2 separate regions of the Mus musculus genome follow, and region 2 is linked to region 1. The links are chromatin loops, found by intact Hi-C in ENCODE. Cell type or tissue: heart. All regions are shown on one strand. Each heading gives the region's core, and the rest is flanking DNA. Links, peaks and the distances in the headings are about the cores only.

Region 1 (9,853 bases), core at 541-8,540:
GTCATTGAGGAAAATATGTAATAAAAAAAGACAAAAAAAAAGAATTGCTTACTGCTCTAAAGAGAGATGGTGTGTTCATTATGTAAGACGGCTTGCTGCCTGTGAAACTGCCCTTAAACATGTTTATGTCCACAGATTTGTATTTATATCAGCTTTGATCCAAGAACTCATTTACTATAATGGACAGCAGCCAATGCCGAGACTCATTGTTGGTCAAAATGCTGAGAATAAGTGCCTATTGAATGCTCAGCCCTAACTGGGACATCTATGTCAATATCACCATCTCCAAGACTTAGGGGAAGATTGTAGAAGAGAGAGGTGAAAGAATTAAGAGCTGGGGTAACAGGGGGAAGTGCTGTGGAACATGGTCGTTCCAGCAGGACAGGGCTGCTGCATTTGTGAGATTACACCAGCTGTGATTTCCTGAACAATATCTGTATGAGAGAGGGGCCATTGACATTCTGTCATGGAGGAACGGAACGGAGGCCCTTAACAGTTACTGGGCATGGGGAGTGTGGTCAAGAGATCCGACACATCTCTAAGGATCTACAGGCAGCTAATGGTTTCCAGGGGAGGAAGATACTCTTTCTTCACTGGTGTAGCCTCTTGTAAGTTGCCCATGCTGCTGTAAATAACCCTCAACCTATAAGCTTTTAAGTATCCTTAATTAAACACATTTCTTGCTAACAAATGAATGGATGACTATATTTTAAAAAACTTACTAATTCAAACAAATAAAAAACTGACAGAAAAGACTGCTTGCTATGCAAACATCTTTGTAAGAACAAGATATAACAGAATTATACCAATGGGGGAATTGTCTTCTAACAGGAGTAGGAGGCAAGAGATAAATGAAATATGTAGGATATGTATTTCACATATATTACATACCCTTCTACATATATATGTAAAATTGTGTGATGATACTTTGAAACACAGTCGACTTTAGAGTATTTTTATATTTTCCAGAGATAATAAATTAAAAGCAAAATCTATGTGATAGTCTCCATATAAGTCATAATAGAGAGACCCAAGACTGTGATGCTGTCTAGTCCCTCTCTCGTGTCTTTTCTTCAGATATCTGGGATCTAGTCAGCAAATGTCATCGGAGGCCAGATGATTATTGACTTGCTCACGTGGTGGCAAGTTTTGTATGATTAATTCAGACCTCTACAGGTCTAGTCACTACTGCCTTCTTCACTTTTTATTGCCATGATAATATAACCCAGAACACTTATAGGAAGGATTGAATTTCCACCTTGGCATTCCTCGGTGTACTTCTGCATATGTAAGTCAAATAAACCTTTCCATTCCAAGTTGGTTTTGGTCATGGTGCTTCACTACAACAGTAGTAACCCTAACCATGACAACCACCAACTGAGAACTAAGCCTTTAACACATGAACCTTTTGGGAGAGATACTTCATATTCAATTCACAGCAAATGTCAATTGTGAAAGTGAGGAATATTGAGGAATGGTACAAATGACCTCGTGGTTTCTAATCTTAGGAGAGCAAATACACACTGATGTATGTAACTCATACAAATATATAATGCTTATGTATATAACACATATATAATGCACACATGGTTGAGGTGGAGGCACGGGGATTTCGTTCATGTGCAAGCCATTTGTTCACATGAGTATAATCAAGCTGTCGAAAAGGGAAATCTTGAAAATAATACCAATGTGTTTTCAGCAAATATATGTCTTTAAAGTATATATGCCTTAGTAAAACATAAGCGTGTTCCTAGTCTAAAAACAGAAGTGTCTAAACTGATGTATGGATGTCTTATTCCCTATACACCCAACACCATCCTCTCTCCAATATTTCATTTCCCTCCCAGGAGGTGATTGCTGGAAACAGTTTGTTGTGTATTCTTCCAGGCTAGTGTCTACAAATTTACATACATTAATATGTAAAGGTACAAATATAGTTTTATAAAAACATAAATGGGATTATCCTGTGCATAGCCTCATATATTCTCCTTTTTTTTCCTTCAAAAGTTTCTTGGAGGTATTCCAAGGTATTCTGTTGCATAGAATTCATGGAATGGATATATCATATTTGAAATACACAATCTAAGCTCATCTCTCAGAGCTGCTGAGAGTCTATCATAATTGTTCTGGACACATGTAATGACTGCATTTTGTACCAAATAACCTTCATAGACTAGCCTGTGTCCCTTTGAATCTATAATCTAAGATACACTGACACAACAATATATCAGTGATGTGAACTGGGTTTTGTTTGAGATTATAATTTATTTATAACATTGTTCTTCCCTCTCCTCCCCTCAAACCCTCTGTATACCTCTCCATGCTCTTCTTCAAACTTATGGCTTCTTTTTCCCCATCAACTGTTAGAGTCTGTATAATGCTCCCTGTACATATGTTTTCAGGGCTGACCATTTGGCACTAAACTAATTGGTGTGTTTTTCATTGTAGAAGAGCCACCTCTCCCATTCCTAGTTTTCCTCAGTTTCCCTTGGTTGTTTGTGTAAGGTTGGCTTTTCCTCCATCCAGTTTGTCATATTCATTGCTGCCATCCTTGGCCAGATAACATTTGGTCAGTCATGTTGGTGAAACTCTACGAATGTAGCTTCTGATATTGCTAGCTTTTACTTATCTTTCTACCCCCTCTTCTGGAATGTTCCCTGGTCCACTCCTGGTGCACGAGTGTTTTGTGGACAGGATGGGGATGCACAACTCTTTGTTTTGATTGGTTGTAGTTTTCTCTGGTGGCCTTCTTCTGTATGCACACTTTTATATACTAATAGCAATGTTTTGAGACCTTTGTTTACAAAATGTATTCTAATTGTAGATGAAGGGAGCTTAATGAGGACTAGATACTTATGAAGTGTCTCTTCATCTATCATTTATTAGTCACAAAGGAAAATTTAGACAGTGAAGGAAGGAGATTTTAATCAAATGACCAAAATTAACATCACTGATAGAGCTAAATGACTATCATATGCTTATAGCTACAAAACCCTGAGTTAGACACAAGATCCCCTCTGTAGTGTTCTGGCCAGATAGGTGTTATTTGGATCAGATCATGGAGAAACATAAGCTAAATTCGTATGAAGTGACACTTTTTAAAATAAACAACTCACAGACTTGGAAAATAATGAAATAAAATATTGACAAAAGGCAGACAGATACACAAAGCAGGCTTAGGAACTGTTCCAAATCATTGTAGTCTAAATATGCATGACAACTCAACACAGTGTAACCCTGGATAGAATCTCATAGTAGAAAAAAATACTTTAATGTACATTGCCAAAACAATCAATAATGGAATATGGACTCTAAACTGGTTACTATATACTCGGACTATGCTCATGTGAGATTATATGCTGGGGAAATATAGGTTGTTCTGGGAAGCACAGGAAATAGAAACCAAAGAATTGAACAGCCAATAAGCCTGTTGGCTGAAAATAGTTTAGAAAAAAAAAACATGCGTGTTCTCTGTTCAAGGGTGAGTAGTGAACAAATCCTGAGTGAACGTGTGTTCATTTGACTTGAGCATGACCATGCAAAGACTCCAGTACTTCAGACACAAAGCAATGGCAAAGCCTTCCCTGAGGGAAAGTAAAGCCTCAGATTGCTCTCCTACAGAGACCCCTACTCAAATTAGCTAAGCTACCTCCTGGTTCAGCTGTATATATTTAACCATCCCCTGCTTCAGTTGGATACAATGAACCCACCTCCTTCACTCACATATACAAAATAAACATGTTGAGTTTCCTGGCTGATCCTGGTGCATCTCCATCAGACCATATAGCCCACCCACCCAGCCCCCTCCCTCTGTGTGTGTGAGTGTCTGTGTGTATGTGTGTATGTGTGTGTGTGTGTGTGTGTGTGTCTGTCTGTCTGTCCGTCCTTTCTTCATTCGCTGGTCGCCCTGATCAGGCCACTCCCTAAAGTTGTGCGTGCGAAGGCACTTGTGTGGGACTAGGTACTGATAGACTTATGGTAACACAAAAGTGGTGGCTGACTAATCGGTGGATATAGACATGTGTAAATTTTTCCAACTATAATTGCAAATTTTCTCTAAGATAGATGCGATTTCAACTGAGTCATTGAAAAGCAAGTCTTGGTTCCAAGAGCATGAAGAGAGACCTGGAGTGTATCAATTATGGATTTGGGTGATTGATGTAGAGCTCTATTCAACCTTTTTGCCTGCTTGAAGCAGGCGCTTTTGGTAGAACTTTGGGGGAATGCTTCTTTTTAAATGGACTCTGCAGAGATAGTTCACACTCACTCTTGTCTATAATCTAAGTTAACTTTGACACAACCATGTATCAGTGATGCACTCCCAATTAGGAACTACCCAAACATCCCCATTTCCAAAATACAAGTAGCCAAATAAGCATCTTGTTTACAGGGGCAGAAGATAGTGTATATTCAAATTTGCTTTGATATTTTATTTATTTATATTTTATGTCTATTAGTGTCCTGCACATGTATCTAAGCACCACATGCATGCAGTACCCAGAAAAGCCAGAAGAGGGCATCAGATCCCCTAGCACTAGGCCCCTCTTCCTGCTCTTGCTCTCTGCTCTTGGCTTTGCTGTTTGCTTTTCTCTCTCCCTCTCCCTTTCCTCTCTCTACCCTCTCCCCTTCTCCCCCCTCTCCCTGTCCTTACAGACGGTTGTGAGCCACCACCATGTGAGTGTTGGGAAATGAACTTGGGTCAAGAACTTGTATTTAAAATGATACGTTGTTGTTTTAATAAGAAATCGTCTTGTATCCATCGTGCCCCACTAATTCCCCTTCTCCTGAGGCATTTCGTTAAGTTGTGCTTTGGCAGAGAAATTTGCTCTTGAGTTTTATTTTTCACTTTTTGTAAAGCTGGTGGGGTTAGTGAACAATGGAGTATGCTTTAAGTTTAGAGAAACAGAAAAACAAATTATTTTTAAACGATCAATAATCTCTCTTTTTTCTCTATCTCTGGATTGCTCTGAGGAACTAGCACAGCAATTATTTTAATGGATTTCTTGAGATATAATTCACATACATACATTTTATCTGTTTAAAAGTGAACAATTCAATAGTTTTTAATATATTCCCAGCAGTGCAATCACGACTACAATCCAATTGTAGGACATTTTCATCACCCCCTAAAGAAACCCTGAGCCCATTAGTGGTGAATCTCTATTCTCTTTAGTCCCCTTTGCCCAAGGCAACCACTAATCTACTTTCTATGTCTCTGGATTTGTAGGTTTAGGATGTTCCATATAAATGAGCCCCGACAGTCTATGGGATTTGTGTCTCGTTCCTTTTGGAATTTTTGCGTGATGTTTTCAGGTCCAGTCAGTTGCAGCATGTCTCAGCACTTCACTTCCGTTTATGGCAGGATCATATCCAATCATACAAACCAAATTCTGCTCCATGCAACACATTTTTGCTTATCCTCTTATTACATGATGGACACTGAGTTGTTTCTACTTTGCTACCAGAACATTGATTCTCAACCTGTGGGTTGTGCCCCCTTCAAGGGTCAAACAGCCCTTTTACAGGGGTCACCAAAGATCATCTGAAAGCACGGGTATTTACATTGTGATTCATTACAGTAGCAAAATTACAGTTATGCAGTGGCAACAAAAAGAGTTGTGTGGTTGGGGTCACCAAGACATGAGAAGCTGTACTAAAGAGTCACATCATTAGGCAGGTTGAGAAGCAATGTGCTAGAATATGTTGCTATGGGTATTGCTGTAATGATCTTTGTCTGTATATTTTAACTTTAACAACTCCTGCATGTATTCCAGACACACATATAAACACAGACAGCTAGATGACTGGTTGATAAATAGCCAGCCAGCCAGATAGATAATAGAGGGCTAACAGTGGAACAGGTGGATCATATGTTGACTCTATTTAATGTCCTATGTAACTGCTAGACTGTTTCCCACCAATGCATTACTGAATATGAGCAGTATTTCAGGCTTCCAACACTTGTTTACTACAAGTACTACATTATTATTATTATTATTATTATTATTATTATTACCATCCTAGTAGGTATGAAGTGGAATTTCATTGTAATTTGAATTTTCATTTACCTAATTCCTAATGATGTTAACCTTGTTTTCATATGCTTGTCATTTTAATATCCCCTTAGGAGAAAGATCTATTGACATTTTTGCCAACCTTTTAATTGGGTTATCTTTTTATACGTGGGCTGGAAGATTTTATACATTTCCCACACATGCTATTTATTAGATATGGAAGTGATCATTGGAAATAGCAATTTATACAGGTTAACTATCATTGGGCTGCCTTTTTTTCCACTTAAATTTTTTCTTGGATGTATTTCAATTTTAGTACCAGACTCAATTAAAAAGAAAGAAAGAAACTTTTCAAGTAAACTTATCTCTTGATGCCCTCAAGGTATTAGCTCTACAATCCCCCACAGATATAAAAATTTATGTATGCTCAAGTCCCCTACATAAAATTGTCTTGCATTTGCATATAACCTATGCACAGTCTCTTGTATCCCTTAAATCATCTGGAAATGACTTATAATACCTACCATAATGTAAAAGGCTATGTAAATAGTTGTTACACTATATTGTTCAGAGATAATGACAAGAAAGAAACCTGGTTATACTCAAGATAGAAGCAATTCTCTTTTTTTTGAGTACTTATAAATGAACTCTTTGAAGGTTTCCCATGCATATATAATACATGTATATATGTATTTATGTATGCACAATGTATCTTGGTATATTCACCACTCATTCCCTCCCTCAAACTCTTCCTGAGATCACCACAACATATGTCCCTCCCAGCTTCATCATGTTCTCTCTCTCTCTCTCTCTCTCTCTCTCTCTCTCTCCCTCTCTGTGTGTGTGTGTGTGTTTAAATAGACTCAGTCCAATTAGTGCTGTCCATGTGTTCATGTGTGTGGAGTTATCCTTTGGGTAACCTAGTGGTGGCCAATTTCCCTAAAGAAAGGTGACTTCCATTCTCCCAGCAGCTATCAGCTGACAGTAGAGCAGGAGCGCAGGTTGGGACATCAGGATCCCCTCTTGCTCCCAGTTTGGAATTTTTAATGGGTTTGATCTTTTACAGGGAGTGTGCAGATAACCACAGCTCTTGTGAATTCATGTGTGCACTAGCCGTGTCATATCCAGAGGACAGCACTTCCCAGCACTCCTCCTCTTCCCACACTCTCCCTGAGCCTTGAGGTGAGGAATTGATATATGTGTCCTCTCTGCTGAGGAGCACTCAATGGTCACTTAACCTCAGCACTGTACCCAGTTGTGAGTCTCTGCATTAATTACTGCCCATTGAAAAAAGACCAGTACCCCTGAGCTCTTGACTCTAGCTGCATATGTATCAAAAGATGGCCTAGTCGGCCATCACTGGAAAGAGAGGCCCATTGGACACGCAGACTTTGTGTGCCCCGGTACAGGGGAACGCCAGGGCCAAAGGGGGGGAGTGGGTGGGTAGGGGAGTGGGGGTGGGTGGGTAAGGGGGACTTTTGGTATAGCATTGGAAATGTAAATGAGCTAAATACCTAATAAAAAATGGAAAAAAAAAAAAGAAAAAAGAAGTTTCTTTGACAAAGGCTGAGAGCAATATTGATTTATGGATGTACTATAAATAGTTTTAAGATAGTTGGGCAAGATGACCATTTAGCACAAATGTAGGCGCCTCTCTAGTGCTTAAGATCTCCACAGCTATGGGCTTTTGACCATGTTCATGGTACAAGGCATGAATTACATCTGTGCAATCAAGGTAGCACTTTTCTGTGCTCACAAACAATCTTGCCACTACCACACCATTGAGCTTATCTTGCCTGAGATTACTATTGTAGTATGAAGAGTCCAGCATTGGGTAAAAACACTGATTCCTTTTCTCCATCACCAGCCTTCATTGCACCTTTCAGCACTATGAAAAGTATCATCCGGGAATAGTTGACTCTAAGAGTGCAGAAATCATGGATGTAGAGTGCCAGCTGACTTTATCAAATATTTATAAATTACAGTTTACATACACAGGTACACATGCATGCACTTTTGGGAGTTGGTTCTCCCCTTCTACTGTGTAGACCCCAGGGATCAAATTTAAAGTAGTTAGGATCAATCCTCTATTCACTGAACCATCTCAGAATGTATGTATGCATGTATGTATGTATGTATGTATGTATGTATTGTGTATGTGTGTATGTATCATTATTAAATATTATAAAATATGTGTTATATTTTTAAAATTCCTGTCATAATTGCCACCTAAATAAGGTCTTCTGGTCATATATTTTCAAAAGGTATATTTTAAACCATAGTCAGTGTAGAGCTAAGCTGCTATAACAATATGCCCTCAAATATATTAGCTTAAAGACACCATGCTTATCTCTCCTTCACTTAGCACTGCTGGCATGAATAGTTGCCTTAGTACTGTGGGCTGTCTTCTCAACACATTCCTATATCTGAGAAACTGAAGACAGTAAGATGCTCATTTCTTCCTCATATCTCCTGCCACCTAAATGATTAGATGGATGGCCTTCCTTGTGACCAATTAGCTTCCTAATTCTACCTGGGTAACATGGAACCATGAATTTGGGGGAGGTAGAGGTACTAATTGCTGCTAAGGGATTCATTAATGATATGATGTATCTAGAGCCATAATATAGAAAGGGGTTGGAAAGAGACAAAGCTGGACAAATACAGGATCTTGACTGCTAAGTTAAGGACTAACAATTTGGTTCTGGAATGTTTCTGATAGGCCTGTGTATGTGCTGGGCTTGGTCTCCAGTTTGCTGTTATGGAACGTGGTCGGTGTTTTCAGAGGAGTAGGCTTAGTGGGATATCATTTGAGGTCATTGGAGGTTTACCCATTTCTCTCTTTGCTCCTAGCTTGTCATGAGGTGAGTGTGTGTGTGTGTGTGTGTGTGTGTGTGTGTGTGTGTGTGTGTGTGTTATGTGCTGGTTAGTTTCTTTTCAACCCGACACTAGGTAGGGTTATCTGGAAAGAAGGAACCTCAACTGAGAAAATGAGTCTATCAGACTGAGCCATAGGCAAGTATGTAGGGGATTTTCTTGGTGGATTATTGATGCGCATGATTTCCCCAGGGCATGTGGTCCTGGGTGGTTTAAGAAAGTAAGTTGAGCAAGGCAGTCAACAGCATTTCTTTCTGATCTCTGCTTCAGTCCCTGGCTCCAGGTTCTTGCCTTGAGTTGCTGCCCTGAGTTTCTTTAGTGGTTTACTGTTACCCACAAGTATGAGTGAAATAGAACCTTTCCTCCCCAAGTATCTATTTGTCAGTGTTTTAGCACAGCAACAGAAACCAAACTAAGACACATAGGAGGGAGACTACCCATGATCCCCATGGGGAGAGAAGTTGGGGAAAGATAACAGTGAGAAAAGACAGAAGAATCACAGCTGGGAGCGGAGTCAAGAGTTTCCATGGATGGGATTTTGTTCTCACAAGTCATTTCCTTTATGAATTACTATAAATATTAGAGCTATGTTTTACACTGAGATGAACTATGTTTCCTTATAACTGCTCTCACAACTCTTACATGGCTTCATCCCTGGTTTCTCTTCAGTTTCTTTTATAAATATCCATAGTTCCTTCAAACACTTTTCATATGATTTCATCTCAAAGTTTAGTGCGAGCCATGTTTAGCTTCAAGTGTCAAGGCCAGAACTGCCAAAAAAATATTTCCAGATGTAGCTTGGCATATGCAGTACCAAGCCCACTGTTTATGTTTTCTTTCATGATCTAGGTACTATGTAATTACTACTGGTCTGCAAATGGCATCATGAACCTTAAAAAGCTGCATTCTATAAACATTATGCATTATGGTTATAAATAATAAAACTCCCCAAGTCTTGTTTC
Region 2 (9,853 bases), core at 753-8,752, 720 kb after region 1:
CCCCAAAGTTCATCTGCATTCTCCCTCTAACCAACACTGCCAGGACCTTTTGAGCCATGGAATTCAGTTGCTCACTAAGTTGTAGGCTGGCTCCAACAATGCAAGACCCATGTGTGTTCTCATTCCTCCTCTTACTCCTCCTCCTCTTGTGTATGTGTGTGTGTATGCTTACTCGTATGCATATATATGCCCATATGTATGCAGGAGGTGCACACATATGTGTCTGTGTGTAGAGGCCAGAGGACAACCTTGGATTGCTTCTTCAGGAGCCATCTACCTTGTTTTAAAATTACTTTTGTGTATATATATTGAGTGAAGCATATGTATATATGGTGTGTGTGAATGTGCATGTGTGCATGCATCCATTCATGTACATGCAGACACTAGAAGAGAACACCCTGCTCTACCATTCACTTGATTCCTTTGAGACAGGATCTCTCACAGAACTTGCAGCTAGACTGGCAGCTAGCAAGCCCCATTAAGGAAGCTCATGTCTTACACACACACACACACACACACACACACACACACGTAATTGGAACACAGCCACACTCAACTACAATCTCAGCACTTGAGAGATGGAGCCAGGAGGATCAGGAATTCAGGGTCTTCCTTGGCTGAGTACGGAATTTAAGGCCAGCCAAAGATGCATGAGACCCCTATCTCAAAAAACAAATTGAAACCTGTTAAAGAGAGTAGGTCTTAAATTTTTTTTTTTTTTTTTTTTTGGTTTTTCGAGACAGGGTTTCTCTGTGTATCCCTGGCTGTCCTGGAACTCACTTTGTAGACCAGGCTGGCCTTGAACTCAGAAATCTGCCTGCCTCTGCCTCCCAAATGCTGGGATTAAAGACGTGCACCACCACGCCCAGCCTTAAATGCTTTTACCAAGCTCACTGAACTACATGGCTAGTAGATGCTGGTGTGATTTTAGTAATCATTTCATAATGTATATATACACCAAAGCTCACTTTGTACATGTTAAATACATACAATTTTCTATGTTCATTTTTAAAAAGGACCATTTTTCTTCCAGTCATGATGGCCCCTGCCTAAGGCATCTTTTCCTGTGCCCTCCCCCCACCACCCCTTTACAGAGTCTGCTGTCTGAAATGGGCCAGTGCAATTTGGAGTGAGCACCCATTAGTGAGTTTCAAGAGTAATCCATAATGATAACAATAAATGACCGACTCCATGAATGCTTTAAAGCTAATGTATTTGTCAGGCTTTTGTACCTTGAGCTCAGTGGGAAATACCTTAGAAATAAGTATTTCAACCACTTGATTTTTTAAATAGAAATGACTGAATGGTAGTGGGAGGAGATACTTGGGGAAGGGCACTGTTTGGAAGGCTGTCCACTTTAGAGTCCTAAATGCAGCATTGCAAATGAACAACCAACACAATTCCACTTGCAAGCAACCCGGGGATTTGAGAGACCAGGATATGAGAGACCGGTGTATTCATTACTTTTCTTGTTGTGACAACATGTTGGACAAAAGCAACTTAAGGAAGAAGGCAGGGGAGGAGGGTTTGGCTCACAGTTTGAGAGCATCATGAAGAAGGTAAAGAAGATAGGCTGAGAAGGAGGCTAACGCTGTGGTGCCAGTGTGAGGTCCATGTTCTAAAAGCAAATCAATTGCCCAAGTAATATAAGTTGCCCAGAAGGTTACGCTGGGGTAGATTGTCTGGTGGTTGTTTACTTGTTCGTTTGACAGAGTCTCATGCAGCCCAAGCCAACTTCAAACTCCTGATTCTCCTGTCTCTACCTCCCAGGTGCTAGGATCATGGGGTTATGGTCTTTGGGGAGATTTGTTATTGGTTTGGCTCTTTGGAGTCTTGATCTTGTTTTTACTTTAAAAAAAAACTCTTAATTTGCATAGCATCAAATGCTGTTGAAAAATAAGTCAAAGGAAAATACCTCAAACAGGGCTTCAACTGAAGGTAGAAAAAAAATGTAATGCATTCATTATGTTTAATGCATAACATAAATTACCCTTCATAGGAATCAGCTTTTAACTGTAACTATTTCACGAATCAGATGTCAAATTATTTTTAACTCTGAAAATTCCTAGTTTAGAAAGAGATAAATGAAGGCATAACTATGATAAAGAACTCCAATCAGAATATTATCAACTACAACTCTCTCAAATGTCCATTTGCATCTTGTTAAAACATTTCTAGCCATCGCATGAGTGGTTCAGTAGTAGAATTCTAACCTGGGGCTGGACAGATGGTGCAGCAGTTAAGAACAGTTGCTGCTCTTGCAATAGATCCACGTTCAGTTCCCAGCACCCACATGGCTGTTCACCATTATCTGTAACTCCAGTTTCAGGGGATCTAATACCCTCTTCTAGCCTCCCAGGGCACCAGGCCGACCCATTGTGTAGAGATACACATGCAGTCCAGACACTAGCACCCATAAAATAATAAACTAATTTCTAGGAAAAACACTTCTAATCTCCCACTTTTCTTTCAATTTGTAAAATATGTATATTCCTGTATATCTGTATCTATGGCATGTGTAGGAACCCACAGAGGACAGACAGAAGAGATAGTTACATTTCCTAGAGCTGGCATTAACAGGCCATGTCTAATATGGTGCTGGAAATGAAATTTGGGTCCTCTGGAAGAGCAGGAAGCACTACTGAGCCATCTCTGCAGGTCCTTCCTCACCTCCTTTTACTAATACCACCATCTGAGTGTCCATATACGTCTTGAAGGCAACACATGCATTCTGTTTTCATGTTATATTTTACATGAATTCACATTTTTGTTTTTTAATGATATTTTACTACATTGTGTGTGTGTGTGTGTGTGTGTGTGTGTGTGTGTGTGTGTGTGGTGGCATGTGCCACAGTGATTATGGGTATCAAAGAGCAGCTTCCAAGAACCTGTTCTCTCCTTCCACTATGTGGCTTCTAGGAATCAAACGGATCATCATGGTTTGGGGCAAGTGGTTTTGCCTGCTACACTATCTCCCTTGCTATTCTGGTTTTGTTTGCTTATGTTTGGTTTTGTCTTGTTTGGAGGCAGGGTCTCACTATATGATGGAGGACAGCCTAGAACATACTCTACAGGCCTCCAACTCACTATCCCTTTGACTCAGCATGATTCCAATGATGCCATCATGGCTAGATTATTTTTCTCCACTGATTTAAAAGCTAAAAAAAAAAAAAAAAAAAAAACAACAACAACAAGGAAAAGCAGAGCCTCCAGTGGGAGCCGAGATCCAGAATCCCGAATCTGAGTTTGTATGGAGAGCTGACAGTTTTATGTTGGGGGTTTTCTTTCTCAGAATTGCCTAGTTTGGGCTATTATGGAAGATTGGATAATCCAAAGTGTGGGAAGCCACATGTGCCGTTGCAGAGTGGTGCTGGCTACCACTGGCCACTGCCCATGATTATGGGTAAACAACCAATGTGCGCATGTGCATAAGAGGTTTTTGCCGAGTCACTGCCTGGCCCGACGCAGATTAATGAGGTACTGGTAGCATAACCAATCAGGTATGGACATGTCACTCCTAGGCCTATGTAAGCAGCACCATTTCTGGGCTCAGGGTCTTTCGCTTATGCAGTCAATGCTCTCCCAATAAACGTGTGCAGAAGGATCCTATTGTGGCGTCGTTCTTGCTGGTGAGTCGGGCGCTCACACCAAAGAAAAGAAAGCTGACTGGTTCCCACCATATAAAGCCCCAACCTCTCCCAGGAAGTTTGCGAGTCCCACCAAAAAGGCTACCAAGTCTTTGTCTTGTAGAGGAAAAAGAACCAAGAAGTCAGCCATCTTAAATGTTTAAGTGAAAAGGACATTAATTTACTTAAAGCTCCTTTTCCTGTCTGTTTTCCTGTCAGGGAGCTCTCTGATACCTAGTCCCTCAGACTGATAACAGTTAGAATGAAAGTCAGCTATGTTCCCAAGAAGCCTCCTCTAAATGCAGCTGAGACGACTTTAAAGCAGAAAAGAGACCAGAGTTGCTACAGATCCAGAAGTCTTCTGCAACCCTACAAAGTGTTCTATTAGCTCTTGTAGATAAATCAAGGAAATAACATGATTATAACAAAATTGTGTTCTCTTTCCTGGGTACTACTCTTAGACTCAGCATATACTGTAGAAGAATACACTTTACATATGCCTGTTAACGAATCTATTCCGAATAATCATCTCTCTGACAATTTTGGAAGCAACCATAACACTTCTCATGCATTCCAACAAGGTAGGGAGGTCATGACAACCAATGAAATGAAACAGACTGTAGCAGCGGACATATCGTAAGAGAGGCTCCTGATTTCCAACATGTTTACTTTCTTTAGCTGGAAGAGCAAGAATGGCCATGCCCACTAAGTATTTGCTACCCACCCAAGTAAAGTCACTCCTCAGGCATTGTGCTCTTGGCTGCATTATGATTCCATCCCCCCCTTTAATAAGACTTTCAGCCATCAGCACAACTGCTGGTTCTTAAGGCTATTTTTCTCCGGCAAAGTGATCTCAGCACATAAAGACATTCAATAGCAATTAGGTTTTATTGTTCTCATCTCACTTATGTGTATAGGAGCCATTGAAATGTAAAATGCACACATCCTCTGACTTGGCAATTTCCCTTCTATGGATTCATCCCACAGATGTGCTTATGTGTGGATACAGAACATATTTGTACACAGAGGTCAAAATGTAAAGTGATTTCAGGCTACAAAAAGAAAGCATACAGCCTAAATACAAGACTATAAACAATTCAATAAGTGCAGTAAATCCTCTCATGTCCATGGTACACACAGCGAGACAAGCCATCAAAGGTAATAATAGGTGATCAATACAAAGTAGGAACAGTGTCTCAAAGATGCTAGCTAAAGTGGCTGTGGGTGTTGCCCAGTGGTTAGTGCACATGGTGTCTTGAGTTACCATTCATTGCATTGCTTGCCCCTCCCACAAAAGAGTATATGTCCATCCACATATATGGATAGGTATACACACACACACACACACACACACACACACATGCACATACAGGCACACACAGCATGCATGCATTCCTGAACTAATAACAGCACAAAATAAAGGTAGTTGCCTCTGTGGAAGAGAAGTAAAGCAAACTGAGACAAATGAAATCCTTTGATGCGTTTTTCTGTAGACTTAACTTTTTTACCCTGTGTGTCAATTATTCTTTCATGTACACACACATACAGTGTTAAAAGCTGTCATCCAAGACTTAACCTCGACAAAGCTGTCTAATAGCGGCACCTACTGGCAAAATCCCTTCTTAGCTCAAAGTAGCACCTCAAAAAGAAAAGCCATCATTTTCCTGGCAGCACCACTACAGCTATTACTCAGGAAATACATTTCTATTAAAGCCTCCTAAGGATTTTTTTTTTTTTGCTGCTATGAGACCTTCTGAGCATGAGGCTTAAAAGTACCATCTGGCTGGGAAGTGACGGTTCATTATGGTTTGAATTGAAAGCTATAAAACGGCATGAATATTTCTATATCCTTCCATGAGGTAATCTCCAGCACATAGTACCAAGTTAAGAAAAAAAAAAAACAAATCAGGAAAACATGAGAAAAATGTACTATGGTGCATATTAAAAGGGTAGGAGTTACAGATGAACAAACACATTTGTTTATATTTTTAATTAATTTTAAGATTTATTTTTATCTATGTATATGAATCTTTTGCCTGCATGTATATAAGTGTACCATGTCTATGCAGTGCCCACAAAGGCCAAAGGAGAGGTCAGATCCCCCTGGAACTGGAGTTATAGGTGGTTGTGAGCTGCTTTGTAAATGCTGGGAACTGAACCCAGGTCCTCTGCAAGAACAGGTGCTCTTAACTGCTGAATCATCTCTACAGACCCTATTTACATTATTTAAAATGGAAAGATCGGGCTAACAAGATGGCCTAGTGAATAAGGATGCTTGGCACCAAGCTAATAATCAGAATTCTACCCCCAAGACTTATATGGTGAAAGGAGAGAACCAAATCCCATGAAAGTTGTCTCTACTACAGCACGCACATGAACTGGGACACATACACACCCACATAAAATGTTTACACCACAGATTCCTGATGTCTGTGTGTTTGAACACTTGTTCCCCAGCTATGGTGCTGTTTAGGAAAGCAGAGGACAAGAGGTTTAGTTGGCAGATGGATGTTGGACTGTTTAAGATGGAATGCGGGTTAATAGGCCAGCTCTGCTTGGCACTTGTTATTGTCTGCCTACAGTGTAAGACAACATCATGCTCCCACCAACATGAAAAAGAACTAGTCCCACCCACCACATCTATCATGATGGTGTGTGTGTGTGTGTGTGTGTGTGTGTGTGTGTGTGTGTGTGTGTAATTCAAATTAAACCATTCAAGGCTCAGAAGTAGTTAACTCGGTTGAGTGTTCCCTAGCATTCACAAAGCCCTGGGGTTCCATCCCCAACACTACATAAAGGAGAAATAAGGGTACATACCTGGAGTCCCAGTACTTGGGAGGTAACAGCAAAAGAATCAGAATCCTTGGTTATATGAGACACTGTCTTAATTTTAAAAACAAACAAACCAACACTCCTCCCTTAAGCTACTACAGTGGGGATTGCTCACATCAGAGAGATAAGAAAAAGTAAGGCGTATAAAGGAATAAGAATGGTACACATTTTTGTTTTTGAAACAGGACCCTGGTTGTTCTGGAGCTCACTATGTAGATCAGGCTAGCCTCAAGTCACAGCTATCCGCCTGCCTCACCTCTGTCTCCCAAGTACTGAGATTAAAAGCATGTGCCACCACACCCGGCCTGCACCATACATTCTTAACTGCTGAGCCTTCATTTAAGCCCAAAGTCAATTGTTCTTAATGGAGACAGTTCTACCCGTGCCCTTCTACCAAGGGACATTGGCTACTCTCTGGAGGGAATTTTAGTGTCATAATTAAGGACAGAACTAGTGGCATCTAGCACCTCACACATGAGAAAATAATAATAATAATAAATTAAAAATCATCTATCCCTTACAACTGAACACTTATAATACAAAGAGCCCAACTAAAATAGACCAGGAATGTAAATAGACATTTTTCCAAAGAAGGAGCAAAAGTAGCCATTCCATACATGAAAGATATCCAACAGTTATTAGCAATGGGGTAGGGTGGGGTGCAAATCAAAGCCCAGAAGAGATGCCACTTCACTTCCACTACAGTTGCTGTGAGGTCAGACACAAACAGTAACAAGTGCTCCAGAGAACGCAGAGACTGAGGCCCTCACTCACAGGATGCTGGTGTGTATGTTGCTGCCCCTTTGGCAAACAGTCTGGTGGCTCTTTACTAGACTAAGCATAGTTATCACATGACCCAGGAATTCCACTCCTAGGTGAAATGAAAACATGTTCCTACCAAAGCAAAAAGCAAAAGCAAAAAACCAAAAACCAAATAAAAAACTCACCCATACATGATTGTTCACAGAAACATTATTAACAATAGAGAAAAAGTAAGAGCAACCCAAATGTCCATCAGTAGATGAACAGATCGAAAAAAAGCACATATCATCACAAAAGAACAGTAATTAACCATAATAAGAAATTAATTAGGAGCAGACCATGGGTGCAAACTCCGCAGCCAGTCCCACAACACCCAGAGGAAGCTCCACTCCCAGGCGCTCTAAGGCACCCAGGATCATAGGATCTGAGGTAAGGAGGGTACAACATCTGCCCCAACACCATGAGGAGTAACTGGGACCAGTGGGATCCAGGGACACAGGAACCCCACCCAACCAGCAACACGGGTTCCTTCCAGTCTGGGCCAGAGCCCTGAGCAGACCTTGGGCCTGAACTCTGCAGCCAGTCCCACAACACCCAGGGGAAGCTCCACTCCCAGGCACCCTAACATGCCCAGGATCCCAGGATCTCAGGGGCTTGCTCACACCAGGATCTCAGAGTCCCAGAGGCAGCTTGACTCCCAGGAGCTCTGACACACCCAGGATCTCAGGATCCCAGGATCCCAGAATCACAGGATCACAGAGACAGTTGGACTCTGAGAAGTTTTGACACAACCAGGGTCACAGGAAGGACAGGCTCCAGTCAGACATAGCAAGAGCAGGGAGCAGTAACGAGAACCAGACAGCAGGAGGCAAGCTTAAGAACATAAGCAACAGAAACCAAGGTTACTTGGCATCATCAGAACCCAATTCTCCCACCATAGCAAATCTTGGATACACCATCACACTGGAAAAGCAAGACTTGGATCTAGAATCACTTCTCATGATGGTGATAGATGACATTAAGAAGGACATAAGAGCACTGACTGTTCTTCCAAAGGTCCAAATCCCAGCAACCACATGGTGGCTCACAACCATCCTTAACGAGATCTGACGCCCTCTTCTGGGCATCATATGTACTTACATATAATAAATCTTAAAAAAAAAGGACATAACCCCCTTAAAGAAATGCAGGAGAACACAGGTAAACAGGTAGAAGCCCTTAAAGAGGAAACACAAAAATCCCTTAAAGAATTACAGGAAAACACAATAAAACAGGCGAAGGAAAGGAACAAAACCATCCAAGATCTAAAAATGGAAATAGAAACAATAAAAAAAAAAATCACAAAGGGAGACAGCCCTGGAGTATGAAAACCTAGGGAAGAGATCAGGAGCCATAGATGCCAGCATCAGCAACAGACTACAAGAGATAGAAGAGAGAATCTCAGGTGCAGAAGATTCCATAGAAAACATTGACACAGCAGTCAAAGAAAATGCAAAATGCAAAAAGCTCCTAACCCAAAACATCCAGGAAATCCAGGACACAATGAGAAGACCAAACCTAAGGACAATAGGTATAGAAGAGAGCAAAGATTCCCAACTTAAAGGGCAGTAAATTATAGAAGAAACTTCCCTAACCTAAAGAAAGAGATGCCCATGAACATACAAGAGGACTACAGAACACCAAATAGATTGGAGCAGAAAAGAAATTCCTCCTGTCACATAATTATCAAAACACCAAATGCACAAAACAAAGATAGAATATTAAAAGCAGTAAGGGGGAAAGGTCAAGTAACATATAAAGGCAGGCCTATCAGAATTACACCAGACTTCTCACCAGAGACTATGAAAGCCAGAAAATCCTGGACAGATGTTATACAGACACTAAGAGAGCACAAATGCCAGCCCAGGCTACTATACCCGGCCAAACTCTCAATTGCCATAGACAGAGAAAACAAGATATTTCATGACAAAACCAAATTTACACAGTATCTTTCCACAAATCCAGCTCTACAAAGGATAATAGATGGAAAACACCAACACAAGGAGGGAAACTACATGCTAGAAAAAGCAAGAAAGTAATCTTTCAACAAACCCAAAAAAGGATAGCCACAGAACATAATTCCACCTCGAACAACAAAAAGAACAGAATTTCCTTAATATCTCTTAACATCAATTGACTCAACTCCCCAGTAAAAAACATAGACTAACAAACTGGATTCGTAAACAGGACCCAGCATTTTGCTGCACCAGGAAACTCACCTCAGGGACAAAGACAGACACTACCTTGTAGTAAAAGGTTGGAAAACAATTTTCCAAGCAAATGGTCCCAAGAAAGAAGCTGGAGTAGCCATTATAATATCGAACAAAATCGACTTAATAATAGAAACAGATGTATAAAAGTTGGGGTCTTAGATGCACTTAGAACTTAAAATGAGCAAAATGCAAAGTAACAAACACTTATCTAGGATTAATTGGTTATTGTGGGTCTTTTGTTGTTCCATATCAATATGAGGATTTTCTTTCTATTTATGTGAAGAATGAGGTGAGGATGTTGATTGTGATTTCATTGAATCAGTAAATTGTTTTGGTAGGAAGGTCTTTTTTCACAATGTTAATTCTACCAAGCTATACACT

The links. A loop is a pair of places that touch in the nucleus more often than their neighbours do. Peaks named below come from ENCODE experiments on the same cell type or tissue, not always from the same donor. Only the 100,000 strongest peaks of a DNase experiment are listed, where the experiment ranks them.
Region 2: it touches region 1 in a loop (4-fold over the local background); 7 of 42 quality-filtered maps call a loop at or near these places.

What each region holds. Positions count from the first base shown.
Region 1 is chrX:163,664,744-163,674,596 of GRCm38, reverse strand. No RefSeq gene overlaps it. Among named protein-coding and RNA genes, the nearest start is that of Rnf138rt1, 92 kb to the left of the region's middle. In heart, for the core only: a CTCF peak has its summit at 4,504 (motif pointing right); no DNase peak of the experiment used is centred there.
Region 2 is chrX:162,945,374-162,955,226 of GRCm38, reverse strand. All of the region lies in intron 13 of Ctps2 (cytidine 5'-triphosphate synthase 2), which reads right to left. Among named protein-coding and RNA genes, the nearest start is that of S100g, 14 kb to the left of the region's middle. In heart, for the core only: a CTCF peak has its summit at 5,230 (motif pointing left); no DNase peak of the experiment used is centred there.